2 separate regions of the Homo sapiens genome follow, and region 1 is linked to region 2. A link is a loop called in an ENCODE intact Hi-C map of the cell type or tissue named here. Cell type or tissue: transverse colon. All regions are shown on one strand. Links, peaks and the distances in the headings refer to the core of each region. The heading gives the core; the rest is flanking DNA. Region 1 overlaps SDK1 (sidekick cell adhesion molecule 1). Region 2 holds the start of LOC124901578 (a long non-coding RNA gene).

Region 1 (16,128 bases), core at 4,628-8,627, 340 kb after region 2:
ACTGTGGTGAGGGTCCCCACATCACTCCTTGTCTTTCCCTCCCAGATGAGCTGAAATGCAACACTCTCAGACTCTCCTGCAGTGACACAGGGCCACGTTGCCCAAGTTCTGGGCAACGGAACATGGGCCAAAGGAGCGTCATCCACTCCTAGGCCTGCCTGGATGCACAGATGAGCTTTTGTATGTTGAGCCCTGAAGACGCTGGCGTTTCTGTCGCTGTGGCCTGCCTAGCCCTAGCGTAACACCACATTCTAAAGCCTGCAGAGAGCGCTGCCTCCTGGCCTCAGCTATGCGGCATCGTCAGACACCAAAGACCACAGCGCGTGCTTCTGCGGGCCTAAAAGTATTGCCTGGCTACTTCTGCAGATGGATTTTAATAGTAGAATTGGTTTTCATGAGACATTGTGATTCTTGTCCTATATTTAATCCTAAGCGTTTTAAAGTTTGCTTTCATCAATTTAGTCTTCATTTGCTGAAGACTGATTTTCTTTTTTCTTTTTTTATTGTAATTTTATTATTATTATACTTTAAGTTTTAGGGTACGTGTGCACAATGTGCAGGTTTGTTACATATGTATACATGTGCCATGTTGGTGTGCTGCACCCATTAACTCGTCTTTTAGCATTAGGTGTATCTCCCAATGCTATCCCTCCCCACCCCCTCAACGCCACAACAGTCCCTGGTGTGTGATGATGTGAGGTAGGGCTCTACTGCTATTTTTCCTAAGTAAATAATTGTTCCAGCCCCATTTGTGGGTCAGTCCCATCCAGATGGTTTGCGCCTTCAGGATCCTCCTTAGACTTTCAGAAATGTTTGCTTAATGAAACTTTTGAAGAGGTAGATAGGATTTGTTCCCTAATTTACGGCCAATTTCCAGGAGTGGATCGTCTTGCAGTATAGCATAAGTACAGTCATGAAAACCACAAGGATTTTACTACAGATAATAACTATTTTGAAACTTTACTACTCCTCATAATTTGGCCCTTTATCTTTTTCCTCCTGCTTTTATTGGAACATGGAAGTGGCAGATTGCACGGCTTCACCAATGCCAGCATGATCCTATTCAAGCCTGGCACTGTCCCGGACCCCTGCGTGCTCCAGCACTTGCACAGCTGGAGTCGGACCGGAAGTCTCTCGGCGGAGTCCACTCTCTCAAGTCCTGTGGAACCCGCCCCCAGCTCTCCCCAGACTCACTCCCTGCCACCGCAGGGCTTGCTCCCCTCCCTCCAGCACCCACCCTCCTCGCTGTCCCTCAAATATAACAGCTTTCCCACAGCTGGAGGTCTTTCTTTCCCAGACAGCACTTTTCTCCTCGACAGCAGAAACTCAGCCAGCTTTGTCTACTGCAATAGCCCCCGTGCTCAGAATAGTGCCTGCTGATAGAACAATCGTCTCTAAAAATATTGTTGAATGAATGCATAGCTAATGACACACAAGCTGTACCAAGCAATTAATCCTATTAGTATATTTAGTAGCTAATTGTGATATAGAATTTTTAAAAACTCAATCAACGACACTATCCAATTTTGGGTACCTATTTTGAATCACAACTTTCATTTTAACCCTTCTTATCCTTGTCTTATCACCTGGTAGGACCCCGGCCTGACATCTTGTTCTTTGTCTTCCTACATTCTGCCCTGGTATCTGGGCTATCTCCAGCCCCTGGTTCTCCCTCTCCAAGCACACCCATCTCCCCGACACCCCAAGCCATCATCTGCAGGGGTACCACTCATTCACAGGCCCCAACACTGCTCTTCGCAAATGCCAGCTCCCAGTCTAACGACACACGTACCTGCCCCTCAACAATCCACCTGGAGATGGACGTTTTCCCGTCATAGCCTGGCCGGAACTGAAGGGTGGCGGAGCGAGGGCTGATGTTGGAAATGACCAGGTTGGATGGGGCACCAGGAAGGTCTAGAGAGGAACCAGGGAGGAAAGGGAGAGATTTACAGTCCGTCACAGCTTAGGAAAGGTATCAAACGTGTCAGCTTCAAAAGTAAACAGTTTCAAAACGATTCTATACCAAAAAAGGATTTGCTCTCAAAACCATGAAGGTGAGAAGCAGCACAGCTTCCCCAGGGGCATGATCAGTGCATGGTTTTTGCTTTAATGGGGTGACCCAGTGGGCTTTGGGAGACACGTCGCTAACATGGCCTCCCTGATGAGAAACTCTGCAGGCACACGTCATGTCTTACGCATCTCTGTACTTCGTAGGTAATTAACAGATGCTGGCTGAATGAGGAAAGGATGAATGAATGTAATTCTTCCTGGCTCCTCAAACCACACAGAGAACGAGCGGGCCGTACTTCCTTTCATAATTACCGCGGCCTCGGAGGGATGGAGGGAAGAGTGCATAGGCCCAGGGTTGCTCCCAGGCGGCGTGACACCCGGTCAGGATCGCCTGCTCCCAGGCGACGTGACACCCGGTCAGGATCAGGTCTTGAGCCTTAGGCTTCTTGGATTTCGTTTCCAAGACGAACAAATTCTCGTGCAAGTGCAGAACTCTCCTTTCTCTGCTTCTATTCAGTTGCTCAGGCAACTGGATAAGGTGGAAGGTGGGTTCTGAATGAGCCTCCCGTTGAGGGTGCCCGTGGCTCAAGCCTACTCCTAGATGAGAGACCCTTCAGATGCCGCTCCCCAAAGAGCATCTCCCACCCGGAATTGTAGCATTATGAGTTCAAAACGAGAGCTTTCGTGTTACTGTGCCATGCAAAATACTCTAGAGAAAGATAAGGGGATAAAATGGGGAAGAAAAAGAAAAGAAAAATGCAAGGCTAGGGCAGCTTTCAGACCTCACTATCTCTGAGGAATGCTTTCCTCATTTGCTGTTGCTTGGGGTGTTTGAAACCAGGTCTTGCACAGGGACAATGAAACTATTTTGGTGATCAATTCAGTATCGGCATGGGCAGGGTCTGTAGGATCTCAAGGGTCCTTTCCACATCTAGTTTTTAATGAATTTGAAATAGAAAATGTTTAAATTGAAGGACAAGTGGACTCTTTCCTATTTCTCAGCTCTCTGGATTTTTAAATGGTTCTTCAATCATTAATGGCGATAAACTTCAAGCACGGTAAACAGAACATGGTGTCCCCAAAGCAGTCCTCGCCATTTGATTTGCCTCCAGCCACTACCCAGGATGAGTGGGTAAGGCTTTAAGACCCCTCTCCAGCTACAAGCGTTCAGCCTTGGCAATGACGGAACAGCAACTCCAGTGCCTCCCTGCACCTTGGTTATCAGGGGTTTGGCCAAAGCAGCCAGGCCTCAGTTTCCCCTCTAACACTCCACTCTGTGGCTCCAGACGTAGTGTGCGTCAGAGTGTTTCTGGAAGCACAGCCTTCCGGAGGTCAGCTAACCCATTTCCCTGCCCTGGATAAACAATGTCCAAGACATCTCAGGAAAACTCTGGTAACTTGCACCCAGATGTGCTTCTAGTGTTAACCTTGGTCGCTATATATACCAATTTTTACCCAATTAAACCACACACCATCATCATTGATATGGTTTGGCTGTGTCCCCACTCAAATCTCATCTTGAATTGTAACTCCCACATTTCCCATGTGTCATGAGAGGAACCTGGTGGGAGGTAACTGAATCATGGGGGCAGGTCTTTCCTGTGCTGTTCTCATGATAGTGAATAAGTCTCACAAGATCTATGGGTTTTAAAAACGGGAGTTTCCTTGCACGGGCTCTCTCTTTGCCTGCTGCCATCCATGTAATACATGACTTGCTCCTCCTTGCCTTCCGCCATGATTGTGAGGCCTCCCCAACCATACGGAACTGTAAGTCCATTAAACCTGTTTCTTTTGTAAATGGCCCAGTCTCGGGTATGTCTTTATCAGCAGCATGAAAATGGACTAATACAATCATCGCTACTGTTTTGAAAGTATTCATGGCATTTTAGATATGCATTGGGAACTGGCTTTAAACACTTTCAACGCATGTTCTGGGAACTGGCTGAGGCCAAAGCAGGAGGGGAAGACAGAAGGGACGTGAGGCCGTGGTGGAATGCTCTGGAGAATGGGGCTGAAGTGGGGTCAACACCCATTTACCCTCCAGCATCTTGGCAGGAGGCCACTACTCCTTTTCAAGGCACTCAGTGGCTTCCACACCAAAGTGCCAATCAACTTCTAGCCTCGGGAATCTCCAAGAGAAAGGTGACAGCAGGAGGACCGCACACGATTCTACTGACCTGGGGGCACTCCAGAAGAAATGGTGGATGAAGTCACCAGGCCAGTGCCCACGGCAGTCACAGCGGCCACGTCGATGGTGTAGGTGGTGAGAGATGAGAGGCCTTGGATCTTGTACTCGTGCGTCGTGCTGTTCAGGGTGTGCGTGAGACGAGAGTCGTTCCTGCCGTACACTTCCCAAGAGATCTGATAGCCTAGAAAGCAACAGGACCAGACCAGTGTTGGTCTCCTGAAGGCCAAGGGCTCACCTGAATTCCACAGCACCATCGTTGCAGGCTTGGAGCTATGGAGAGCTTGGCTGGATGTGCTGAAGGCAGCTTAGAGCCACTGTGCTACTGACATGAGACACAGGTCAAGGCTCCTTCCTCTGTGTGCCCAATGCGATCTCGTAAACCTGCTTATGGGAGTGACGGTCCCACCACAGGGGACCATCCCTCCCTACCAGGGCGAGCTTCATAAGGACAGGGCCTCTGGGATGCTCTGGTAACCTCAGCACCAGGTGCGTGAACTGAAACATGACGACAGCTGCCAGCCTGCTGTGCTCAATTCGACCTTCTCTTGTCAAATTATGAATGCATTTCACCAATAATTCCACTAAAAAATGTTATGTATGTATATATGTATGTATGTATCTATCTATTTATTTTTGAGTCTGTTGCCCAGGCTGAAGTGCAATGGTGCAATCATAGCTCACTGCAGCCTCAACCTCCTGGGCTCAATCCATCCTCCCACCTCAGCGTCCTGAGTAGCTGGGACCACAGGCGTGAACCACCATGCCTGGCTAATTTTTTGTATTTTTTTGGAGAGATGGGGTTTCCCCCTGTTGCCCAGGCTGGTCTGGAATTCCTAGGCTCAAGAGATCCTCCCGCCTCGGCCTCCCTTAGTGTTGGGATTACAGCCACTGTACCCGGCCAATCATTTCATTTTTGGAAGCCGATATTTTTTGTACCTTAAATCAATGGCTTGCTCTTCGGTTGCAACTAATTCATGGAAACACTTCTACTTTTTCCTTCAAGAAATGACTGACAGATTACTCTTACATTTTGCAATGCACTGGAAAAGTTTATTTTCACCTGAGTGTGTGAGTTTTGCTTCTAGCTCTCTCTCCCCTTTTCATATATCCTGTTTTCTAATAAATTTGATTTCCCCCTATACTCTCTTCAGGCCAGTGGGGCCTCATGACGAAAATTTATTCAACCTGGGATTCCACTGTGACTTGGGGCTTAGAGAAAAAAGACCTGCGGGGCACGGTGGCTCACACCTGTAATCCCAGCACTTGGGGAGGCCAAGGCGGGTGGACCACCTGAGCTCAGGAGTTGGAGACCAGCCTGGCCAACATGTGAAACCCCGTCTCTACTAAAATATAAAAATTAGCCATGCATGGTGGTGGGCGCCTGTAATCCTAGCTACTCGGAAGGCTGAGGCACGAGAATCACTCGAACCTGGGAGGCGGAGGTTGCAGTGAGCCAAGATTGCGCCATTGCACTCCAGCCTGGGTGACAGAGCAAGACTTTGTCTTAAAAAAAAAAAAAAAAGGAGAAATAAGACCCAACTAGCTCCTGAATCAATCAACCCGCGTGGAGGGGAGTTAATGTGATCAGAGAGCACTTAAAAGTGTCTTTTAAAGAGGGAGACAGTGGTGGAAAGAGCTCATAGGTCCACAGGCAAAAGAAAACAGCTGAAAACGCTTGCTCTTCCCTATTTCTAGTCAATAACCTCAGGGATATAGAAGCGCTAGGACGCACCTGAAACTTCCTCCTCATTCTGATGAAAGCAATAAATAAAGCTAGGAGTTGCACTTGCAGGTAAACAAGAATTTAGAGGACAGCATCTTGAGACTTTATATTTTGAAAAAAATTTAATGTCGTAAACTGCTCCCCCTGGCCGTGCCACAGGCCCCGTACAGCCTGGCAGCTTCTGTGTGCGGGCTGAGGGGACTCCCGTGTGGGCGGACGCAGTGGGGAGCTCCAAGGAACAAGGGCCACCAGAGGGGAGGCCTGGCTGCTGGGTGCCTCCAGAGCACTTGGAGCACCTGCCATCCTGTGAGTTGTCACCAAGTGGTGCTGCCTGCCTGCCTTTGGGGTCTCTGCCTGGGCCCAGGAGGGTCACTAAACCATCCTCTGTGGTGTCTTCATCAAAGGCGCCTGGCTGCTTCTCAGGTCCTGGTCTCCTTTTCCTCCTCCCAGGGAGAGGGGAGAAGGCCGACTACCCAGGCCAACCACTCATTTTTGCCTTCTCCCATTTCCTTCCTAACTTTATTAAAAAAAAAAAAAAATATATATATATATATATATATATATATATACAGAGAGAGAGAGAGAGAGAGAGAGAGAGAAAGTCTTGCTCTGTTGCCCAGGCTGGAGTGCAGTGGGGTGATCACGGCTCACTGCAACCTTGAACCACTCAACCCAAGCGATTCTCCCACCTCAGTCTCTCAAGTAGCTGGTACTATAGGCATGTGCCACCATGCCTGGCAAGTTTTTAAAATTTTTTGTAGAGATGAGGGTCTCACTGTGTTGCCCAGGCTGGTCTCAAACTCCTGGTATCAAGCGATCCTCCCACCGTGGCCTCCCAAAATGCTAGGATTACAGCCGTCAGCCACCACGCCCAGCCTGGGCCCTGCCCTCGCTTTACATCTTAGCATTTCCCTCATCTGCCCACCCTGACGTCTAAGACATCTAGCCTGCCCCATTCATTCATGTAACCCTCACAACACACCTTTGAAATTGGAGCCATTGTTATCCTATTTCACAAAGGAAGAAACCAAGCCACAGAAAGCTTCGTGGACTTGCTGGAACCCAAGACAGCCCTCAGTGGATGAAGGAAATAATGGATACATGGTCCGTTTCCAAGACAAAGTACCTTGAATCAGCTTAGGTCAGCAAACTACAGAAGAAACAGGATACACTAAGCCCCTGCTTCAATCGCAAATGCCTGCTTCTCAGCCTCCCCCAATCCCTCAGTTGTCCCCACCCCAACCAAAGAAGTTTAGTCTAAGATGAAAGTTTACTATCCTGCAGAATAGCTCGTTTCGTCTGTTCTTATCAGCCTGCCCAGCTACTTAGGTCGTAAGTCAAATACCTGAAGACCCCCTGAGCTGACTAGGATTGCAGTGCATTGTGGGCTGCAACAAAATGCAACAGGACAACCCTAAAAAAACACCTACGGCCCCCTGCCCAACAACCAATAGGCGATGTCCGGGAAGACTGTGACCTCCCCCGCCCCACCCCATAGTGCTCAGCCTATGAGGAACTGGGAGAGGGGCCTGAGCACTAGGGGATAAATCGCTTGTTGTGGCCGTGCTGAGTGTGCCTGCCCACCACACACTCGATCTTGCAAGACCGGCATTAAAAGTCTCACTTTCGCTGTTCTCCGGGTCTCTGAGTCCATTCTTTGGGTTTGGACGGGTGAGTTTGTTTCTCATGGTGCACGAGACCCTGCTCTCAAAGCGCCTCCTCCTCCAGCACCTCCTCCTGATGTGTGCAAGGGAACTGAGACATCCCTGACCTTGGTGGGTCACACCTGGTCAATCGCTAAATAATTTGATCCTCGGGGTCTACTCTGAACCTATGGGAAGAGCAGACTTTGTTTAATATTACAACTTGTCTGCCAGAAAATTTTATTTGTTTAAAAGCTGTTTTTCATCAGAATTTACTGAAACACAGCGTCATGTTTGTCATGTCGACCTAGAGCTGAAACACGGCAATTCCAGCATCTTCAGGAAGAGCAGTGTTGATAGAATTTATTAGGATCAACATTGATAATATAGTGTGCTCAAATGGTTGTGGATACAAACAAAAACCAAACGGATAGCTAGAGAGGCTGATCTGCAGAGAAACGCCAGCAGAAATGGTGCAGGCCCAAGACGTGTGATGCCTGTGAGCACAGACAGAGTGGTGGGCGTGAGGTGGGAAAGACGTCCCCTAATTTATGAACAACAGCTTTTGGGGGAGGTGCGTGGAGGGCTCAGGCAGTGCTGGCCAGGGGATGCATCCTCTGCTTCCAGCTCCCAGAGGAGAGAGGAGAGAGGCGCCCGGAGCCAGGAGCGGGGGTACCTCCCGCTTGGCATCCTACCTGCTCCCAATGGCTGCCTAACTGAGACTAATGGCCAGAGGAGCTTCAGAAATAATTTTCTGTTGATCTAAAGTAAATTCTCTAGAAGAGAGCAGTGCATCCAATCACAAACTGTCTGTCTGCATCCTGGCCCTCATAAATCAGAGTTTACTGAAGGAGAGTGGAGGACGCTGAAATTTACAATGAGCGGGCAATGGGCAATTTACTCGGGCAGGCGCAGCCGCCCCCTACTCCGTGCTTCCCTCTCATTCCAGGCCTCGAATTAAAATGGAAGCTGGGGGTGCTCACCACAGACCAGGGCTAATAAACCTACGTTTCCAACAGCGCCTCTGGCCCGTAAAGTGGTGCTGAGCCCAGGCCCAAGCCGTCAGTCATCCTGGGCTCCTGCAGCTGCCTTTAATAGCAGGTGCAGCCTTTGCAGGAAGCCTGCGAGAGCATGGTGGTGCCGCACCAACACTTCCAGAAACCGGCAGCCAGGTTTGCCCACGAACACAGTTTTTCTTTTGCTCTTCTCAATGAGACACTCTGCCTTCAGCACAGAATAGAATTTCATGGTGCTGCCAGCATGTTCCACTGGAAAACTATGTCTACATGGTGGGTGCTGGGGGGAGCTCCCCTGATGCGGGCATCACTGGGGGCACAGGGTGATGCTGGGCTGGTAAGGTGATAACATCCGATCTCATCTCCTCTAGGACCTTCTCCTCCAAAGAGCTGCAGGCGTCCACTGCAGCTTCTGTGACACAAGGTGCACATTACAGTGAGCAGGAAGGGAAAACACACAGGCCACACACAGAAGGGGACAACGTGGCTGCCGAGAGGAACCTGCAGAGAGTCTGCCTGGTGCTCTCACTGCAACTTTGCTGCCCCTGACAGCACAGGCACCTCCAAACCCAGGCCTCTGGCTACACCCAGCCCAGGAAAGCTCGAGCTTCGAAGTCAAGCTCCACCATAAACAACAGACTGCTGCTTTTAACTACAGGTATTTGTTTAAATAAAACATGAAAATGAGTTCATGAAGCCCCATTAGCTGGTGAAACAGACGATCATAAATTGGAAGTATTGGCAACCACTGCTTAGCCGTGAAATGTTGGCTCAACGTGAATTATTATGCCCATGGATTTTTTTCTTTCAGCTTTAAACAGGAAAGAAGTGTGTGCTGTGTTCACAAAGGGCAGGGCAGGGGCTAACGTGTGTATCTGTAAAAAGGGAATTCCTTCTGTGTACACACATCTACCAAGGAGTCTCTGCCAGATTTCCAAAACATGGCCGACTGCAGACCTGAAAGGCGACTGGGCAGACGGTAGGCCAGAATTCTTTCTTTCCTACCCGGGCAGCCCCGTTTCTGGGATCAGTGGTAAGCAGAGCTCTAATTCCAGCCACTGAACTGGTCCCTGAAGGGTCTGAACTGGAAAGTCTTCTTCTTCCGAATGGTAGCCTCCTGCTCAGCTTTTAAAAATCCCTCCTCCCACTAGTTTGTTTTTCCTTTCTTTGAATGGTTTAAAGCAAGATTAAACTAGGTTCCTGCAGTCTATAGTGCCCTCCCCTGCTCAGTTCCCCCTGCCTTTGCTTAATTCCTTCGACTCCAGGCAACAGGAGGCCCTTTTAATTGTACACACTCAGCACTTGCGATTCTCAGATGACTTCAGAATGTGCAACAGATTGTGTCCAATTCTAGTAGTGACTTCCCCCCATTCCTGGAGTTTTCACACTATTTAAAGTGGGCACTTCAAAAGATAAGCTTCTGGAAGGCAGAGCCAGATTCATTAATTTACTTTTTTTAAAAGTTAAGGTGAGGCCAGGCGTGGTGGCTCATGCCAGTAATCCCAGCACTTTGGGAGGCCGAAGTGGGTGGATCACCTGAGGTCAGGAGTTCAAGACCAGCCTTACCAATATGGTAAAACCCTGTCTCTACTAAAAATACAAAAATTAGCTGGGTGTGGTGGCGCACACCTGTAATCCCAGCTACTTGGGAGGCTAAGGCAGGAGAATCATTTGAACCGGGAGGCGGATGTTCCAGTGAGCCAAGATCACACCACTGCACTCCAACCTGGGTGACAGAGAGACACTCCATTTCAAAAAATAAATAAACAAAAAATTAAAAACCCCACAAAGTCCAGCTATATGCTTATAAGAGGCACAGCACACTTTGGGAGGCCAAAGTGGGTGGATCACGAGGTCAGGAGATCGAGACCATCCTGGCTAACATGGTGAAACCCCCGCCTTCACTAAAAATACAAACAATTAGCCAGGCGTGGTGGCTCACGCCTGTAGTTCCAACTACTCGGGAGGCTGAGGCAGGATAATTGCTTGAACCCAGGAGGCAGAGGTTGCAGTGAGCTGAGATTGTGCCACTGTACTCCATCCTGGGCTGCAGAGTGAGACTCCATCTCAAAAAAAAAAAAAAAAATTTGAGAGGTGGCACTGGCTCCAAGGTGACCTTGTGTATGGGCTGTGGGCACACCGCTCTATCAGGGGATCTGGTTGGCACAGATGATTACAGGAGATTCTACTGATGAGTAGTGGTGGGGTTGGCACTGGGTTTGCTATGTAGCTGGAGTTCTGTGTAGAAAGAGGTCACTGTAGGAACACAGTCTCCCACTGTGCCCCAGGGCACCTGGGATGCTGCAGTGACCTCCCAGGAGCACTGCAGGGATGCACAGGACACTCAATGCCAGTGGGACACACGTGAGCCTCCAGCCCGAGGTGGCTCCATTTCCGGGTCAGAGCATGCCACGAGTCCTTGGATATATCCTGTCTTTGCAAAGCAGAGTTTTTGGTGGATGTTGTGATAAGGAAACAAGTACTGCCTGGAAACCAAAGTGAACCGGGAAATGAGGGTGACGAGGGACCATCTGGTCCCAAGGTCTGAGAAGGTGGGCAGTCCCAGGCGGGTGCAGACATCCCATTAGGAACTAACTGTGGTCACTGAAAAAAGAAATGCAAGTATTATTTCTTTCAACTACTGTGTAGTATTTTTTACATGGCAATTATAATTGTTAGCGCATATTAACACTTCCGTTGTTTGGACCTAACTACTTAATAAACAGAACCGTCAGGCATTTCTGTGGCCTCAGGGTGCTTTGAGAAATTATGGAGATGCTAAGAGGACTGTGGATGGGGAAAGTGAGCATCCCATGCTGTGGGGTTCAGAGCATGGTTCAAACCTCACCCCCACCACATCAACGCTGCAGAGGAGAGAATGCGCACATGCCCATTGGCTGTGATGGTGGGACGTCACCACCCTAAACCTCAGCCTTGTCATCGCCAGGCCTCGGTTATAAGACACCCCTTGTGTGGTTGCTGAGAAAGCAAAACGAGATCCCACAAGGCTAGGGTGACAAACACAGTGGAAGTGGCCAGGGTCATCATTGCCGCTGTCATCCAGGACGCCAGTGCGGAGAAGAAACGGCCCCCAACCCTGCAGCCTGGCAGGAGGGAGAGATCACCTGAGGCTCTTGGTCTCTGGGCAGCACAGTCCCAGCACAGGCTTCTAGGACACACCCAGAGAGCATAAGCTTGCTTCACAGAACAATCAGGCACTTGAATTCCATGGCTCCCGCAGGCAGCTGAGAACGCTGCCACCACGGAGCGGAGACGCAGCTCAGCTCCAAACTGACCGCTCGCGTCAGGACGGGCAACTCACTCAACCTTGGGGTGCGGCTGCAGAATACCCACGCAGGAGCCCCTGCCGGGACATGAGATGCCACAGGCAAAGCCCCCAGAGAGGGCTGACACAGAAGTGTCCTATATATGGCTGACAGAGAAGAAGATTAAGTGGCTTGCTAGAAATCCTTGGTAATGTTTAGAAAAAAAACAGATGTCTGTTGGAGGCTGAGTTGTTCTGGGCCAGGCAGTGGGCAGCCACTGATACAACTTCTCTCAACTCGTCCTCCTGACAGCCCCTCAGTTGTAACTGAGGATCCCAGAGGTCTGCTGAGGCTCTTAGAGTGACTAAAACAGTAGAACAGGGGGCCCTGCCCAGCCTCATCTGAGGCTAGAGCCTATGTTGCTTTTGTCAAACCAAGATTTTTTTTTTGAACTAAGATTTAAATTAAGCTTTAACCTAAAAGGTTTTTCAGAGACATTATAAAAATTTGGCCAGGCGCAGTGGCTCACGCCTGTAATCCCAGCACTTTGGGAGGCTGAGGCAGGTGGATCACTTGAGGTCAGGAGTTCGAGACCAGCCTGGCCAACATGGCAAAACCCCATTTCTACTAAAAATACAAAAATTAGCCAGGTATGGTGGCACACACCTGTAATCCCAGCTCTTCAGGAGGCTGAGGCAGGAAAACTGCTTGAACCCGGGAGGTGGAGGTTGCAGTGAGCCGAGATCACGCCACCGCACTCCAGCCTGGGCGAGAGAGCAAGACCCTGTCTCATAAATAAATAAATAAATAAATAAAATCATTAAAAACCCTAAAAAAGGTGAGCTGTCTCCCACAGAGACCCCCTCAAACCAGGAGAGGAGATCTCACTGCCCAGGGGCCTCTAAGGCTCAGCCCCCATCCCTGGTACAGCTCAGAACCTCCTCCGAAGTACCTGCCTCACAGTCTCCTCAGGGCTCTCACTGGAGGGCAGGGTGGGGAGGGGACAGAACATGGGATCTGGAGTCAGAAGACCCAGATCTCACCCTTGCGGCTCACAGCTGTGGGACGAGGGCTGAGACACAGGCACGTAAGCCTCATAGTCACACCACCTGGCTGTGTCTGAGAAGGCTGGCTGCCCACAGGAGCGCTCAGTGCCATCTGCTGAATGAAGGAAAGGTCACCCACCCTCTCGGGGCCTCAGTTTCCTCATCTGTAAAATGGTCATAATATCGATATTGACCTTACCATGCTGCTATGAGAATTAAGCAAGACACACGCATGTGAACAAATGTGTCATAACATGACTGACTCTCATTGGTCAGAGACTCTGGACACCTACTAAGATCATGCGAGGAGAACAGATCTCAAACTATGGCTGCTGCCCACACAGTAAAGGGCCCCAGACCAGGCTGGCTCTCACTGGGGCAGTCCCAGTGCTGGGACTCTGCCACACGGCCAGGAAGACTTTTCAGTTCCTCTTGAGAAGGCCATGGGCACGGGTCCATGCTGTCAGCAGTTTGGTTTGAAGTGACAGCCACTTCTTTTTGTGAGGACAAACTTATCTTTTCCTTTTTTGAAGGACAGGCCTACTTACCAGTAATGATGCCATTTTTCTCCAGGGGCTCCTGCCAGCTGACCTTGAGAGATGTGTCCAAGATCTCTGTGAAACTCAGATGTCCCACAGCTCCTGGTTCTACCAATTAAAAGCAAAGTCATCTGTTAACACAATAGCCCAAATTTTCTTTTGATCAGATGTGTGGGGAAGGTTCTAACTATGGAAGGAAAGTGGTGAGCTGGGGCTGCAAAACCCTGCAGGAGACATCAGTGGAATGCAGAAAGAAGGAGGGTGTTCAAGGCATCCTGGCTATCATCACACACATTATTTTCTCCAGCTTCATCCCAGCCACACAGGGCACTGGAGCTACTGGTGGCAGGAGATTTATACACAAACCATTCTCTGTCTTTCTCCTTGATCTAATCTGATTAGAACAATCAGGCTGGCTGGATTCTCAAGAGCAACTGCCTCCTCTGAGTGTTCCTCCATGGTGTATGCAACCCCGTGTCTGGCTTGTGTGGGGGCCATCTGTAACCTTGTGCAAACCAGAAAAGGACCCTGGGCCCAGGGGCAGGCTCACCTGCCAACCTGGTCCAGAACTCCAGGCTCCAAACCCAATCGGTATCCTGAAGGATTCCAGAGGGGCGAGGCAGTGGCCTGAGAAAATCCCAGCAAAAACAAATTCCTTTCCCAGGAGCTTCTGTGCCCTGCGGCCCCCTTGCTAACACGGGCAGGCAGAGCCGCAGAGTTACGCTTGAACGCTGGCGTCCAAGCTGGGTGTCAGACCTGGCTGAGCTACTTGCTGCCTAGGAAATTACACTCTCGACACCTTAGTCTGTTAATGTGTGAAGCAGGGAAAATAAAAATAACTCAGCGAGACAATTATAAGAATAAATTGTAATAAAACATGAAAACACGAGGATGTCCCGGGCACCATGAAAATGTTCCATGATCATCAGCCGCTGTCATGATGATGAACCTCTCATCAGAACATAAACTCATTCCTAGGATCAGAGGATGCCACCCCAGAGAAAAGACCTGAGAGTCTAAAACATGAGTTAAAAATCCAAGATGCAGGTGCAGCTCAGCAAAGCAAACTGCTTGAGGAAGGGCGGCCACAGGCGCAGAGCTCCGCCCCACATGCAGATGGACCACCTGCCTGCGACTCAGGGACAGCAGGGCCCACAGCAAGTCGCTGCTGGCCGGACAGCAGGGACATCTGGCAGTTCTGACCCACATCTCTTGCACCAGCTCACCCAGGTTTAGAGCCTTTTAGTGTTCCCATAGCAGGTCCCATCGGTCCCATCAGGGCCAGCCCACACTGTGTGGTGATGGGGAGGGAGGAGAGGATGCCTGGCTATCTGGAGGAGATAGGTGGATGTCCTGATGGTGATGTTCTCCCGGATGCCGTTACTCCCAAGCCCTGCCATGTGCCTTCCATGGTCTCTCTATAGCCATAGCTGCTGTGCAAGGCATGAGGAGCAGGTGGAAATGGAAACGCTTTTGGGGAGGCTGGCGTCTTACGAGCAAATGGAGGGAAGGATGAGGGGAAGAGAGACAGTGCACTCCCATTCCCTAAGTCAGGCACCACAGGCACCTGTGCGGTGCCTGAAAGTGCCCCTCCATCCATTGATCTCAGCAGCAAACACAAACACAGCTGCCCGGGTTGGCCCTGCTTCCCCGCCTGCCATTGAGAGCCCTACCTCCTCTCTGACAATGCCCCCATGCCTACCCCTCCAGATACCCGTTCAGGAGAAACATAGCGACAAAGCCAGGGAGGAGAAAAGGGCAGGAGGAAAGGGTAGTTCAAAGGCAGAACCGGGGAAAAGGGAGGAAAAGAATGATGGAGAAGAGACGAGACATCCGTCAGTTTCTGTATGTATCAGCTGAGTACACCCTCCACGCCAGGCAGGGAACACTGGTTCCTACTGAAAGCTCCACACCACACGACTCCCCTAGTGAACCTGCTGGATGGCGCCACATTCAAATCTTTTTAGTAATAAAAAATGCAAGTCTTTCAGCTTAAAATAGGAGAGCATGAAGTCAAGGGTGTCAGTTGTCCTGAAAGAGTATCCAGGATTCCTACAGAGAAGTCTCACCCCTGCAAAGTCCCTGTTCTGGTTACTGCCAGCCTCACTTGCACAAACATTAGATTTTTAGGGTGAATTCCATACCGAGCACTGAGTTGGTACTTGGACAAAGCCTTCTAACACAAGTCGTAATTTTTTTAAAATGGTAACAGCCTCAAAAAAAAAAAAAAAAAAAAAAAAAAAAAAAAAAACAACAACCACTCATCTGGGTGAAACTTTGAAAAGACTTTTCACAGATAAGCTCAAATGCTCTGATAAATTTCACTTTTCTAGTGTGGAAGATGGTAAAATAGAATGGCTGTCAAGACCATCTCATCCTCCCACAATTGTGAGCCTCCAGAAAGACATTCTGACAGATTTTTGCACTGACTTGTTCTTTTTTCAATCGATGGAGAAGGAAAGAAACCTTTTTGCTCCTTTTATATTATGTTTCTGCTTCCTGGATTCCTGCCCAAAGATGCTGTCCTCTAGCTCTGCTGCAATCAGCTGGCGATGTCTCAGCTTAAAATTTATATTCTGTTTCCTCTTTACTGCTACCCTCTCCCAACAACTTCTCATTTCCTCGGAGCTTTGGGAAAGAAGTCCTGCTGGGTGTGGAACTAACTACAGCACCATCAGCTAAAGAGAAAAGGAGGCC
Region 2 (16,128 bases), core at 4,527-8,526:
ACCTTACACAAAAATTAACCCCAAATGGATAATGAACTTAAATGTAAATATAAAACTATAAAATGCTGAAAAGGAAACACAGGAAAAAGTCTTCAGAAACTTGAGCTTGATGATGAGTTCTTAGACATGGCACCAGAGGCACGATCTATAAAAGAAAAATATCACGAACTGAATTTCATTAAAATTAAGAACATTTGTTCTATGAAAGACCATGTGAGGAGGATGAAAAGACAAGTTACGAGCTAGAAGAAAATATGTACAAACCATATATCAGGAAAAAGACTCATATCTGCAAATATTATAGGACTCTCAAAACTCAACAGCAAAACAAATTAAACAATCCATTTAGAAAATGAACCAAAGATATGAACAAACATCTCACCAAAGGGTTTATATGGGTGGCAAATAAGCACATGAAAAGATGCTCAATGTCACCAGCTGTTAGGGAGATGCAAATCTGTGGTCATAATGAGATATCAGTACACAATTATCTGAAGAGCTAAATTTAAAAAACTGACAACACCAAGTGATGGTGAGGACATGGAGCAACTGGAACTCTCGTATGTTGCTTTGTGGTACCTGTAAAATGATACAGGCACTCTGGAAAATTGGCACACTAAACATATGCTTAGTATATGGTTCAGCAATTGTACTCCTGGGCATTTATCCCAGAAAAATGAAAAGTTGTGTCTACTTGAAGCTTGTAATCAAATGTTCATAGCAGTATTATTTGTAATAGTCCTGTATTAAGCCATTCTTGTGTTGTTTTAAGAAAAACCTGAGACTGGGTAATTTATAAAGAAAAGAGGTTTAATTGGCTCATGTTTCTGCAGCCTGTATAGGAAGCTTGGTGCTGGCATCTGCTCAGCTTCTGGGAAGGCCTCAGGAAGCTTCCAATCATGGCGGGCAGTGAAGGGAGAGTACGCACGTCACACGGCCAGAGCAAGAGAGAGAGAGAGTACTGGGGAAAGGTGCCATACACTTTTCAATGACCAGATCTAGTGAGAATTCACTATCACAAATATAGCACCAAACCATGAGGGATCCGCCCCCATGATCCAGTACCCTCCCACCAGGCCCCACCTCCAGCATTGGGGATTAGAATTCAACATCAGATTTGGTGGGGACAAATATCTAAAATATATCAAGCCCCAAACTAGAAGCAACCAAAATGTCCCTCAATAGGTGAATGGTTAATTGGTGTTTTGTGGTGCATCCATCCCATGGAATACTGCTCCCTACTAAAAGAAATAAACTTTTTTTTTTCTTTTTGAGACAGAGTTTCACTCTTGTTGCCCAGGCTGGAGTGCAATGGCACAATCTCAGCTTACTGCAACCTCCACCTTCTGGGTTCAAGCAATTCTCCTGACTCAGCCTCCCGAGTAGCTGGGACTACAGGCACCCAGCATCATGACCAGCTAATTTTTGTATTTTTGGTAGAGACAAGGTTTTACCATGTTGGCCAGGCTGGTCTCAAACTCCTGACCTCAGGTGATCAACCTGCCTCGGCCTCCCAAAGTGTTGGGATTACAGGTGTGAGTCACTGCACCTGGCCAGAAATAAACTATTGACACAGGCAACAACTTGGCTGGATCTCATGGGCATTATGATGAGTGAAAAAGCCAGTCCCAAAAGGTCACATCCTGTATAATTCCATTTCTATAATATTCTCAAAATGCCAAAATCATAAAGATGGAGAATAAATTAGTGGTTGCTGGCATTAGGGATGATGGAGGCTGAGGAGTGGCTAGAAAGGGGTGGAATGACGCAGATCTTTGTCAGGATAGATCCGTTCTGTGTCTCGATTATAGTGGTGATTATACAAACCTACATGTGATAAGATGACATGGAAGTGCTTGCACATGTTGTACCAATGTCAACTCCTGTTTTTCTGTATTCTGCTATAATTAAGATGTCACTGGGTGGGTGCTGTGGCTCACGCTTGTAATCTCAGCACTTTGGGAGGCTGAGGCGGACGGATCATGAGGTCAGAAGTTTGCGACCAGCCTGGCCAACATGGTGAAACCCTGTCTCTACTAAAAATACAATAAAACAAATTAGCTGGGTGTGGTGGCGGGCACCTGTAATCCCAGCTACTCAGGAGGCTGAGGCAGGAGAATTGCTTGAACCTGGGAGGCGGAGGTTGCAGTGAGCTGAGATCACACCACTGCACTCCAGCCTGGGTGACAGAGTGAGACTCCATCTCACACAAAAAAAAAAAAAAAAAAAAAAAAAAAGAAGAAGAAAAAGAAAAAAAAAAAAAGAAGATGTCACCATTGGTGGAAACTGGTTGACGTTTTCGTGAGACCTCTCTGCACTCCCTTTACAACATCTTGTGAATCTATAATTATTTTAAAATAAAAAATATTTTAAAGAGTGTCTAACTCCTATGGTTTCTGAAATAATCAAATTAGATAATAACTAAAAGGTTTAGAAGAGTACCTGAAACCTAATACACACTCAACATTAAAAATGGAAAAACACTGTCTCATAAAATGAGTCCCATAATATATTCTTCAGATTTTAAAGTCATTCATGTAAATGTTGTAATTTTTTTTGGTGGTGGTGGAGGTGTTATTGGTTGTTTTTGTAAGTCTGGAAATATTTTCCAGTGAATTTATCAGGATTAGTTTTTTCCTTTGGGTGAAATGTTTTGAATAATTGCAAATTTATGCCATGAAATTGCAGGAACTATAGAACATGACTGGGGAATTTGGAGCTGATGTAAGCAAGAAACTGTGGATGCTGCACACCACCTCAGGTATATCCTAGATTTTGGAAAAGTTTCCTTTTACAGTTTGGAGACCATATATTGCTAGAATTTCATTATGAGTGACAGTCTATGAAAGTGCAGCTCAGTTGGCATGGGGAGTTGTGAATGACAAAGCTCTGGCTGTGCAATTATAAAGGGGCCTAATGAAATGATAATGGGAAAATATCTAATGGAATCTGTGTGATGGGCCACTGGTACATGGGAGAATGCTCATTAATTTGGATGGGTTAAGAGATACAGAGGATATGAAAAGAACATCATGTACCTGGGAGTATGTATCAAACATAGGCTTGAGCCTGTAAGAATGGTGTCAAGATGACCGAGGGTCGGAATCGGTGGAGGTGCACAAATGCTAAACATGATGGATTTTGAAAGCTAAGTCAGGAGCAAAAAGACCAAGAGTTATCGACATTCTTTGGGGCAAAATATCAAAATGTTGTCTGTTTTAGTTGGGATTTTCCAGGGAGACAGAACCAATCAGATATAGAGGGAGAGACATGGAAGGAGATGCATTAGGATAATTGGCTCCCTCAATTATGGAGGCTGGCAAGTCCCATGACAGGCTCTTTGCAATCTGGAGCCCCTGGGATGCTGGTGGTGTGACTCAGCCCAAGTCCACATCCTCAGAGACAAGAAGGTGATGGTGTAATGCTCAGTTCAAGGCCAAAGGTCTAAGAGCCCAGGGGCTGTTTGTCCATGTCGTGGAGTCTAAAAGTCAGAGAGTCAAAGCTTGGAGTTCTGATGCCTCTGGACCAGAGAAGAGGATCTCCCAGCTCTGGAAGAGAGAGCAATAATTTGCCCTTACATGTGGGCCCCCAGTGGATTAGATGGTGCCTGCCCACACTGAGGGCAGATCTTCCCCACTCAGTCCACCCATTCACAGGCCAATTGCCTCCAGAAACCGTCGCAGACACACCTGGGGCAGCCCAATCATTCCAATCAAATGCCAAACTGCCCAGGCTTCGCTTTCAGGAGAAGAGGGAGGGTCTCTGTGCCTGGAGAAGCACTCAGAAGAATTCATGCCATGATTGGGAGTACAGAGTGCTTTACCAGCTAACTGGGTATCCTTTAATTCAGCTAGTTGACACCCCAAGTCATCCATCACAAGAACAAGATCAACATGGAACAAGGGTATTTTGTTTTGTTTTTTTTTTTTAGCAAAAAGAGAAGACTTAAGGAACAAGAATTCGTGTATAGCGGTGACCCCCAACCCATCCAGGGAAATTCGCATGTATTTTCTCCTGTAATCTGCATGAAAACCTTCAGGTGGATATTATCTTCATGTTACACACAAAGAGAACATTGTCCAAAGATAATAACTTTCCCAGGAGCACACACACACACACACACACACACACACACACACACACACAGCCAGAGCATGCCAGCATGGGGATCACACCCCACATCTTCAAGTTCATGCCTCCATTTCTTTTTCTTTCCCTACCCTATGGTGTCCAGCAAGAGAGAGATTTTCCATCTGGAAGGAAAAGAAAACTCAGAACAAAACTGAATCTCAAGATAGTCCGGGAGATTACAAAAGAAAAAAATTGCGTGTCTAGTTATTGAAACGTAAAGACTCTGAGCTCAGAAAGGTGAGTGAGGGGCCCTGTGGATATATTCAGACAAGTAGTCAATCACAGAGAAGCTTGAGCAAAGGCCTTGAGATGGCCCAGAGTGTTCCAAGACCAACCAGAGCACAAGTGGTAAGAGATGACTGAGGTCAACGAGCGTCTTGTAAAATGTTGACTCCATCTTCATGGAGGACTCTGTTGGAACCGACCCTAAAGGGCAGGTGCCAGCTGGAAGGACAGTTAGGACATCAGTGAAGTGGAGGAAGCTGGATTCTGTGTCTGAGATTGCTGGGAGAGGACTGGGCTGGAGACATACTTGTAGCACCATCAGCACGTAGATGGGACTTGAAGCTACAAGTCTGGATGAGGTCGCCAAGGGACGGGGCGTAGGTAGAGAGGAGATTATGGCCTCCGGAGTTAGAAAGTGAGGAGAAGGGGAGGAGGAAGAAGCAAAGGGGATGGAGAAGGCACAGCTGGGGAGGCGGCAGGAAAACAGAGAGGCTTTGGTGTCCTGGAAGCCAAATGAAGAAAATGACTCAATGAGACGGAAGCGATCGGCTGTGTGGAACGCTGCCACTAGAACAAATCAGATGAGAGCTGAAGACTGAGCATTGGGTTTGACAGCATGGAAGGCCTGGTGAAATTGACAAAGGGTGATTGAGTTGGAACGGTGGCTATAAAGGCCTGATTAGAGTCAGCTTGAAGGATCTGGCAGGAGGGGCGCTGGCAGACAGTCCAGAAGCAATATCAGGATCCGCGGGTGACGCTTAAGAGGAAAAGCTCCGGGCAAGTGGAGCCGCCATAGTGGAGTCTTAGCAACGTTGGACCTGGCCCAACAGAAACCGGATGCGTGTTTATCAGGAACATTACGGTAGAGATATCTGCAGCGCGTGGACGTTTGAATGTGATGATTTATTAGGCCATTTACAGCTTTGAGATTCTATCATTCACTTTGCCACGGGTTTTATGAAAGTCAGTTATTGTGGTCATAGAACCCCAGGGAGCCAATGCACCTTGCCCCAGAGATAACGGCGAGGCAGACGGACGCTCCTGCACAGCCTCTGTTTCCATCGTGCCTTCTTTTCCTTTTTACAGTTGTACTTACATTCCTGGCTCCTCGTCTTAAAATGTAGAATGTAAACCAACTCCCAGAGAAGTACTGGGATTCTTCATTGGATCAATAAGCAGAATTGAAAGAAAATCGTCAAAAAGATGCCTGCACAGTCGGCAGAGCTCCCCGGTGGAGAGGAAACAAATGTTCTTTAATGAATAATGAGAATGAAACTCATTCCTAAATCAGGCTGCCCTTGGTGTTCACATGCAGAGTACAAAGGGCCTCAAAAACTTTGTTTAAATGAAAGGAATATTTCGAGTAGTGCATGAGGGGCACCCTTCAGGCGGCAAGACAAGTCACGCTCTCACTTTCAATTAGAAGGTAACTTGATTTTTGAAGAAAATCCTCGGTGCTCAGTACAGCTCAGTATAGCTTTTCTCAAATATTATTTTAGATTTTGGCTACAGTTATTCACATTTCTGACATTACTTTCGACCTCATTATGTACTTAAATTTTTTTTTTTTTTTTGAGACAGGGTCTCACTCTGTTGCCCAGGCTGGAGTGCAGTCGTGCAATCACAACTTACTATAGTCTCAACCTTCCTGGCTCAAGCGAGCCTCCCATCTCAGCCTCCTGAGTACCTGGGACTGCAGGTGTGTGCCATTATGCCTGGCTAATTTTAATTTTTTTTTTTTTGTAGAGGTGGGGTCTCACTGTGTTGCCCAGGCTAGTCTTGAACTCCTGGCCTCAAGCAATTCTCCTGTATCAGCATCCCAAAGTGCTGGGATTACAGACATGAGCCCAGTGCCTGGCCCTATTATGCACTTTTATTTTCCTTAAAGCATATATCCCAATTTAAAATGAGCCTATGCACTTAATTGCATATGTGTCTATTGTCCCTCTACCCTCCCTAAAATGTAAGTTCTCCCTAAAAGCAGTTAGTATGTCAGAAGAATCAGTGCACCCATGGAAATGAGGTAGGAGACGGGGCTTGACTTGACTCCGGACCACACTGAAGACTGGCAGAAACAGGGAAGAGAGGAAAGCGCCTCTTTCGTCTCACAAGACACTCCCACTGGTGCCATGACAGTTCTCCATTGCCATAGCAACACCTGGAAGTTACCGCCCTTTTTCTAGAAATTTCTGAAGAACCCCTTAATTTGTATGTAATTAAACATGAGAATAAATATGATGGCAGAACTGCCTCGGGGCTGCTGCTCTCCACACACTGCCTATGGGGGTAACCCTACTGTGCAGAAACAGTCACTGGCCTGTACACTGCTGCCTCAAACCAGCTGTTTTCTTTTCTTTCTTTCTTTTTTGAGACAGGGTCTCACTCTGTCACCCAGGCTGGAATGTAGTGGCATGATCATGGCTCACTGCAGCCTCGACCTCTCCAGGCTCAGATGATCCTCCTACCTTAGCCTCCCTAGTGGCTGGGACTACAGGCATGCACCACCATGCCCAGCTAATTTTTCTATTTTTTTTTTTTTTTTTTGTAGAGATGGGGTTTCTCCATGTTGCCCAGGCTGGTTTTGAACTCTGGGGCTCGAGTGATCTTCCCACCTTGGCCTCCCAAAGTGCTGGGACTATAGGCATGAACCACCTTGCCTGGCCAATAAAGCTATTTTCTTCTAGCACTGGCTCACCCTTGAATTCCTTCTTGGGTGAAGCCAACTATCTTCCTGAGTGGAGCCCCCATTTTTGAGCTCATCTGCCCCTGCAACAGAAGGATTTCTTTCTTTCTTTTTTTTTTTTTGAGACGGAGTCTCGCTCTGTCGCCCAGGCTAGAGTGCAGTGGCACTATCTCGGCTGACTGCAACCTCCGCCTCCTGGATTCAAGTGATTCTCCTGCCTCAGCCTCCCGAGTAGCTGGGACTACAGGTGTGCACCACCACGCCTGGCTAATTGTATTTTTAGTAGAGACGGGGTTTCACCATGTTAGCCAGGATGGTCTCGATCTGCTGACCTCGTGATCCACCCGCCTCAGCCTCCCCAAGTGCTGGGATTACAGGCCTGAGCCACTGCGCCTGGCCCAGAAGGACTTCTTAAATGCCAACACAGGTTCCTGGCCAGACAAGGCAATGAGCAGTGGTTAGAAATAACAGTAATTAAAACCCCACAATCAGTTTTTAATTGATGCCAACTGTCACTCTCTTTTTTCCCCCGGGACCTGTATATGAAAATCTTTACCAGTTTCCCTCTTTGATTTACATTTCTGGCAGCAGCTCAAATAGACCAAACTCTTCTATTTAAGAGATGGATATGGGCCAGGTGTGGTGACTTACACTTGTCATCCTAGCACTTTGGGAGGCCAAGGTGGGAGGATCGCTTGAGCCCAGGAGTTTGAGACCAGCTTGGGCAACGTGGTGAAACTCAGTCTCTACTAAAAATAAAAAAATTAGCTGGGCATGGTGGTATATGCTTGTCATCCCACTACTTGAGAGGCTGAGTCAGGAGGATTGATTGAGCCCATGAGGTTGAGGCCGCAGTGAGCTATAATCGTGACACTACACTCCAGCCTGGGTGGCAGAGCGAGACCCTGTCTCAAAAAAATAAAAAATGGATATGCTTGTATTCCACAGGGAAAATGAAGAGTTAGCTAATACTAGACACAGGATCAGAAATAGAGGATGCAAGGGTAAACTGGGACCATAGCTTCCAGGATGCTGACGAAAAGTGGGCTCAAAGAGAACAGTAAGAATAGAGGTGAATGTGGCCGGGTGTGGTGGCTCATGCCTGTAATCCCAGCACTTTGGGAGGCCGAGGTGGGAGGATCACGAGGTCAAGAGATCGAGACCATCCTGGCCAACATGGTGAAACCCCATCTTTACTAAAAACACAAACATTAGCTGGGTGTGGTGGTGGGCACCTGTAGTCCCAGCTACTCGGGAGGCTGAGGCAGAAGAATTGCTTGAACCCAGGAGGCAGAAGTTGTAGTGAACCGAGATCATGCCACTGCACTCCAGCCTGGTGACAGAGTGAGACTCTGTCTCAAAACAATAGAGGTGAATGTGTGTTGGGAAATATGTGTTGGGAAAGACAAAGACCATTAATATGCATTGCAGGCTCAAAAAGCCTTCTAGGCACAGGACCAACAGGGTACCCCAGACTCTCACCTTCCCATGTGTAGTACTGTAACAGTTAAACAGAAGAAGAACCAGTATAACTCACCCCATTTTTGTTTAAGGATCCTTTACCCTGCACGTAGGCTGGGATAATTTTAGAGCACTGAGATAATAATGCAAAAACAGCAATCAGTAGCTTTTGAAACTAACTCTGGGATGAAAGGAAAAGTGTATAAGCAGCTAACTAGGTTTTGTTAAAGATTTGCAGGAGCATTGTGAGCTGATCAAGGACAGAGAAGTTCCTGGCCTTTACAGATCCTCGTTGGCATACGGATATCTGCAGTCATCGGTCACCTCTTGATCCCAATTCCTTCCTTTTCCCCTCCTCTTAACATAAAAGGAGGCTGAACGTTTTACTGACTTAAGATGGTTTCTTAGGAAACTGGTCTGTCTTCTTGCTTTGCTGGCTCTCCAAATAAAGTCACTTTCCTTGCTTTCCAACTCCTTGTCTCTCAACTTACTGGCTATTATACAGTGAGCAGAGTGAGTTTGGACTTGGTTATAGTATACTGCATTTTCTGAAGATAGTCTCCACGCCTCCCACCCCACGTACCTCCCTTGCAGTGCGTTATTTTCGCCCTTCTGACCTAGTGGATGAATGTTCGTCTCCTGCGCTAGGACCTGGGCAGCCCCTGGTACTGTCTCCACCAATAGAGTACAATATAAATGATACAATGTGACTTTCAAGGTGGGGTCATAAAAATACCTTGCCTTGGAAGCTCACCTGTGGAACACAGCCACCATGCTGTGAGGAAGCCCAAGCAGCCCACAGACTGGCCCACATGGAGAGAAATGCAGAGCCCTGAACCACAGCCCCAGCTGAGCTCCTGGGCAACAGCCAGCACCGACCTGCCAGACATGTGAGTGCGCTATCTTGAAAGTAGATTCTTCAATACCAGGATAAACTGCCCTAGGTGATGCTGTTTGGAGCAGAGGTGGGCTGTCTTCTTTGAAACCTGCAGATTGTGAGCAAAATCAATAATTGTTGCTAAGTTGCCAGGTTTTGGGTGGTTTATTGCACAGGAATATAGAACTGATTGTGTTATTTTATTTATTAATTTATTTTAGAGATGGGGTCTTGCTCTGTTGTCCAGACTGGAGTGCACTGGTATGATAATAATTCACTGCAGCCTTGAGCTCTTGCGCTGAAGTGATCATCCCACCACAGCTTCTTGAGTAGCTAGGACTGCAGGCATGTGCTACCACGCCTGGCTAATGTTTTATTTTTAAATTTTTATTGTAGAGACAAGGTCTTATTATGTAGCCTAGGATGGTCCTGAACTCCTGGCTTCAAGCAATCCTCCCACTTCAGCCTCCCAAAGTGCTAGGATTACAGACATGAGCCACCATGCCTGGCCAATAACTGATTTTAATATGAACTGTCCTCTTGCCACAGCAACACCTTCCAGTCTACTTGCTCTTCTTACAATTTGATGTAGAGAGTCCTCCATCAAGTGATAGGATCTATGTTCCCTCAACTCGAACCTTCGTAGGCTTGTGACCCTGGCATAAATGACACTATAGGACTCCCAAAGTTGGGGTTATAAAAGGTGATACAGGCCAGGCACTGTGGCTCACACCTGCAATCCCAGCACTTTGGGAGGCCGAGGCGGGCAGATCACGAACGAGGTCAGGAGATCGAGACCATCCTGGCTAACGTGGTGAAACCCCGTCTCTACTAAAAATACAGAAAAAATTAGCTGGGCATGGTGGCGGGCGCCTGTAGTCCCAGCTACTCGGGAGGCTGAGGCAGGAGAACGGCACGAACCCGGGAGGCGGAGCTTGCAGTGAGCCAAGATCACGCCACTGCATTCCAGCCTGGGCGACAGAGTGAGACTGTCTCAAAAAAAAAAAAAAAAGGTGATACAGCTTCTCCTTGAGTCTCAGGGGATGCTTACTCTTGGAACCCAGCTGCCATGCTATGAGGAAGCCCAACTAGCCCATGCAAAGAGACTACAGGGAGAGATCACATGTAGGTGCTCCAGCCACCAGCCCAGCTGAGGTCCAGGTCAGCAGCTAGCACCAACTTCCAGATACAAAATCAAGATTGACTCCAGATCTACACGATCCAATATGATAGCCATTGGCCATGTATGGCTATTTGAACTTAAATTAATTGAAGTTAAAATATAGTTTCAAATTCAGTTCTTCATTAGCACTAGCCACATTTCAAGTGCTCAACGGCCACATGTGGCCAGTGGCTGCTGCATTGGATGGTGCTGTTCTAGATGTTTTCAGGGCCCAGGGCTCAAAAGAGCCACCCCTAGCTTTCAAGTCTTTCCAGCAGAGGCTCCAGATGTGGTGGAGGAGCCGAGACAAGCTGTCCCTGAAGATCTGTGTCTGAATTCCTGACACACAGAACATGTGAGCATAATAAAACAATTGGTTCAGCTGGGCGCAGTGGCTCACGCCTGTAATACCAGCACTTTGGGAGGCCAAGGTAGGCAGATCACCTGAGGTTGGGAGTTGGAGACCAGCCTGACCAACATGGAGAAATCCTGTCTCTTCTAAAAATACAAAATTAGCCGGGCGTGGTGGTGCATGCCTGTAATTCCAGCTACTCCGGAGGCTGAGGCAGGAGAATCACTTGAACCCGGGAGGCGGAGGTTGTGATGAGCCAAGATTGTGCCATTGCACTCCAACCTGGGCAACAAGAGTGAAACTCCGTCTCAAAAAAAAAAAAAAATTGCTTCACGTTTCCGAGTTTTGGGGTGGCTTATTGTGCAGCAGTGGTACCTGGAACCCCGCAGAAAGGCATGGGGGATCAGGCACGGCTGAATGCACATTGGCATTGACCTGGAAGAAGACCCTGTTCTCTGCTGCCTTGCACTATAAAGGAATCGGAGGGGGCAGGAATCACTTGAATGGGGTTATTGCCTTGCTCCTGTGTGAAACATCCTCTTATTGGATGCCAAGTGCCTGGGAACTTTGCATACTGGCTGGTATGGTTTGGATCTGTGTCTTGCCCAAATCTCATGTGGAACTCTAATCCCCCATGTTGGAGGTGGGCCCAGTGGAGGTGATTGGATCACCGGGGAAGATTTCCCTTGAGTGATTTAGCACCATCCTCTCGGTGCTGTTCTTGTAAAAGTGAGTGAGTTCTCCTGAGATTGGGTTGTTTAAAGGCGCATGACACCTCTCCCCTCCCTTTCTCTTGCTGCCGCTCCTTCTATGTACGACGCCGGCTTCGCCTTAGCCTTCTGCCACGATTGGAAGCTTCCCAAAGCCTCCCCAAAAAGAGAAGCCACTATGCTTCCTGCCCAGCCTGCAGAACTGTAAGCCAACTAAATCTCTTTCCTTTATAAATTTTCCAGTCTCAGGTACTTCTTTTCTTTTCTTTTTTTCTTTTTCTTTCTTTTTTCTTCTCTCTGTCTCGCTTTTTTTTTTTTTTTTTTTTTTGAGACAGAGTCTCGTTCTGTTGCTCAGGCTGGAATGCAGTGGCACGATCTTGGCTCACTGCAACCTCTGCCTCCTGGGTTCAAGTGATTCTCCTGCCTCAGCCTCCTGACTAGCTGGGACTACAGGCATGCACCACCACGCTCGGCTAATTTTTTTGCATTTTTAGTAGAGACGGGGTTTCACCATGTTGGCCAGGCTGGTCTCGAACTCCTGACCTCTGGTGATCTGCCTGCCTCGGCCTCCTCCCAAAGTGCTGGGATTACAGGCGTGAGCCACCGTGCCCGGCCTCAGGTATTTCTTTATAGCAATGTGAAAACCCACTAATACACCAGCCTTTTTCCAGCAGGTGGCCTTGCACACTCATTTGTCTCTGTTCCATTTTTGTTCCCTATTTGCCACTAAAAGAGTTTCCAAGTGATTCTTTTTTTTTTGGGGGGGTGACTTTTGGACAATAATAGAAATGCACATAAATTTCAACTTGGGTAGAATAAAAATCACATATATTTTATAAATAGTAAGGCAGCTGCTATGACCAAGGTGTTTCTTGGGCAATAAAAGTGAACATGTTTGATTTCTTTTTCTCTAAGATGCAGCCTATCTGGCCATTAGAAAAACAGTTGTTTGGAATGAAAATGAGTAAAAAAAGTAAAGTAAAAAGTGGAGTTAAAAGAAACTGTCGATTTGGAGTCAACTTTGATAGGCAGGAGAGTGAGTTCAGATCTATGATAGCTATGCTTTTGTAGCTCTATTTTCCTTTGTTAGTAATTCCTGCATACCACATTTTCTCACTTATAGGTGGAAACTAAGCATTCAGTGCCCAAGGCCATAAATTTGGGAACAATAGGCTGGGCACGGTGGCTCATGCCTATAATCCCAGCAATTTGGGAGACTGAGGCAGTTGGATCACTTGAGATCAGGAGTTCAAGACCAGCCTGGCCAATATGGTGAAACCCCGTCTCTACTAAAAATACAAAAATTTGTCGGATGTGGCGATGCATGCCTGTAATCCCAGCTACTCAGGAGGCTGAGGCAGGAGAATCGCTTGAACCCCTGGAGGGGGAGGTTGCAGTGAGCCGAGATCATGCCACTGCACTACAGCCTGGGCGACAGAGTGAGACTCCGTCTCAAATAAAGAAAAATATATGGGAACAATAGACACTAGAGACTATTAGGCAGGGATGGAGGGAAGTGGCTGATGAAATACCTTTCAACACTCCACTCCACCTGGGTGATGGGATCCGTACTCCAAACCTCAGCATCACGCAATATTTATTCCCACGTAACAAGTCTGCACATGTACCCCCATATGTAAAATAAAGTAGAAATTAAAAAATTTATATTCGTGTGGTGGTTCACGCCTGTCACCCCAGCACTTTGGGAGGCCGAGGCGGGTGGATCATGAGGTCAAGAGATGGAGACCATCCTGGCCAACATGGTGAAACCCCGTCTCTACTAAAATACAAAAATTAGCTGGGTGTGGTGGTGCCCACCAGTGTCCCAGCTACTGGGGAGACTAAGGCAGGAAAATCGCTTGAACCCAGGAGGCAGAGGTTGCAGTGAGCCGAGATTGCACCACTGCACTGCAGCCTGGTGTCAGAGCAAGATTCCATCTCAAAAAATATATATATACAAATATATATTTTATATAATATATATATTTTATATAATATATATTTTATATAATATATATTTTTTATTATATATAATATATGTATTTTATATTATATATTATATAATATATATTTTTTACATAATAGATAATATATATCATATAAGATATATGTATATATCTTATATAAGATATAAGTATATATCTTATATAAGATATAATCTATATTTTATTATATAATAATATATAATATATATTATTATTATATATTATATAATATAATATATATAATATATATTATAATATATATTATATAATATAATATATATAATATATATTATATAAATTATAATATATATAATATATATTATATATATTATAATATATATAATATATATTATATATATTATAATATATATAATATATATTATATATAATTATAATATATATAATATATATTATATAATAATATATGTATAAAATATATAAAATATATATTATACACATATTTGTTGTGTCTATATATATGTATTTGTTGAGTAAAAAAGAAAAATAATTTCTGCCCACCTGGGAGGCATAAAGACCTGCAAAAGATGAAGTGTTTGATTTTGAGGGTGACTGAAACCCTTGGACTGCTCCCCAGTGTCTAGAAAGGATGGGTCACAGGACCACGGAGATGGAAGGGGTGACCAGGTTTCAGGGATGAGGGCAGCATCTCCACTCTTTGTGCCTTATGGACATCTGGAACATTGTGCTACTCTTACAGAGCCCAAAGCATAGACTTTGTGTGGACACAGGAAACAAATAACCATTGTGCTTCATGTATATTCAGTTCCTAGACTTGGTAGAGAAGGAATCAAACCTACAAGTATGTTTAAAGCTACTTATATGTTTGATTTCTTCTCTCTATATAAATATGTATTATAGTTATATATTTGAATCTATTCAAAGCTACTTATATGTTTGATTTCTTATATATAAATATGTATGTTTATTATATATACATATACACATTACACACACGTGCATATATAATCCCATTTTGCATACATATCATATACAATATGAATTATATTATTATTTAATTAATACATATAATATAATAATTAAAATAGTTTATAACAAAATATGTTATATCAATATACAATAGAAACAATAATTTATATTAACTTAATAAAAATAATAAATCACGAAATATATTTAAAGTATTAAATATTGTATAAACATGAGATATATTCAAAGTGTAGATATACAATATATAGTCAAAATATATATACATAATATGTAGTCAAAGGGCATATATAATACACATTATACATGTACACACACATACTCTGAGACAATTGAAATAAATATTTCACAAACCTTCCAGATTACTCTTTTCCTTCGAACAGGGATCCTCAAACTATGGCCTACAGCCTGTTTTAGCGAATAAAGTTTTATTGGAACACAGCCATGCTCACTTGTTCATGTGCTGTCTATGGCAGCCTTTGAACTGTAGAGGCAGAGTTGAGTGGTTAGGACAGAACCCATGAGGCTCACAGAACCAAAGATATTTACTCTCTGGCCCTTTACAAAGTTCACTGTCCCTGCTTTAGCATGTGGTCCGACTTGAGTTTCACATGTTGAGTGTGTTTTTCATTTCACACCGAGGGCTTGGGCTGATAGCACTGAGCAATGGACCCTCCCAGAAGCTGGAGTGTGTGTGAAATATGCAGGGTTTCTTGAAGACTGTGCTTCTGTGATTGAAGCTCTGTTTGGGAAATTCACACACCAAAGATTACGTGGTGCATTCTGCCTTGCTTTGAGGATTTAGGTACACTTAAAAGGTCTTTGTTCTCTGAAGTGAGTCATTGGGTTCATATAGTCAATGAGGCAATTTTCCCACGTAAACTTAGAACCTGGGTCTTGGTTGCTGTCAGGTGAACCATCCTGGAAAGGGATGGGGGAATTTGATCTTTGATCAAAATAGCATCCAGTTTCCGTGAAGCCTCTCAGTTAGGCAAACAGGGAGTAAAGATGCTTCTCAACCAGATTTCAGGTCTACATGCAAGGATAATTCAACTTAGTGGCAGAGGATCTGGGAATCTTGAGAGACGGAAAGGGACAGGAGAGTGAATATTTACAGAAACACTGCAGAATCAACTTTCCTGGGGGGCCTTTCCCCAGACTTTATTCTGAAAATCAATGGCTGCAAATGACTTCAATGCCAATGCAATGCATTTATCTAGACTATTCTTCCTCCTTCCTCCTCCTCCTCCTCCTAATTTTCCTCCTTCTCCCCTCTTCTCATCTCCCCTCTTCTCCTCATCTCCCCTCTTCTCCTCATCTCCCCTCTTCTCCTCCCCCTCCTAATTTTCCTCCTTCTCCTCCTTCTCCTCATCTTCCCTCTTCTCCCCCTTCTCCTCCTAATTTTCCTCCTTCTCCTCCTCCTCCTCATCTTCCCTCTTCTCCCCCTTCTCCTCCTAATTTTCCTTCTCCTCCTTCTCCTTTTTCTCCTCCTCCTCCTCCTAATTTTCCTTCTTCTCCTTCTCCCCTCTTCTCCTCATCTCCCCTCTTCTCCTCCCCCTCCTAATTTTCCTCCTTCTCC

Evidence for each region. Hi-C counts contacts between places; a loop is a spot of excess contacts. Peaks named below come from ENCODE experiments on the same cell type or tissue, not always from the same donor. Only the 100,000 strongest peaks of a DNase experiment are listed, where the experiment ranks them.
Region 1: it touches region 2 in a loop (2.4-fold over the local background); 1 of 110 quality-filtered maps calls a loop at or near these places.

The regions. Positions count from the first base shown.
Region 1 is chr7:4,065,249-4,081,376 of GRCh38, reverse strand. SDK1 (sidekick cell adhesion molecule 1) reads right to left here. Exons shown (of 45, transcript NM_152744.4): 20 at 13,441-13,539; 21 at 4,188-4,379; 22 at 1,793-1,914. Among named protein-coding and RNA genes, the nearest start is that of FOXK1, 610 kb to the left of the region's middle. RefSeq lists a silencer at 2,044-2,260. In transverse colon, for the core only: no CTCF peak of the experiment used is centred there; no DNase peak of the experiment used is centred there.
Region 2 is chr7:4,405,750-4,421,877 of GRCh38, reverse strand. It overlaps LOC124901578 (a long non-coding RNA gene), which reads left to right and starts at 5,362. Exons shown (of 2, transcript XR_007060197.1): 1 at 5,362-5,782; 2 at 8,731-8,971. In transverse colon, for the core only: no CTCF peak of the experiment used is centred there; no DNase peak of the experiment used is centred there; H3K4me3 peaks cover 734 bases.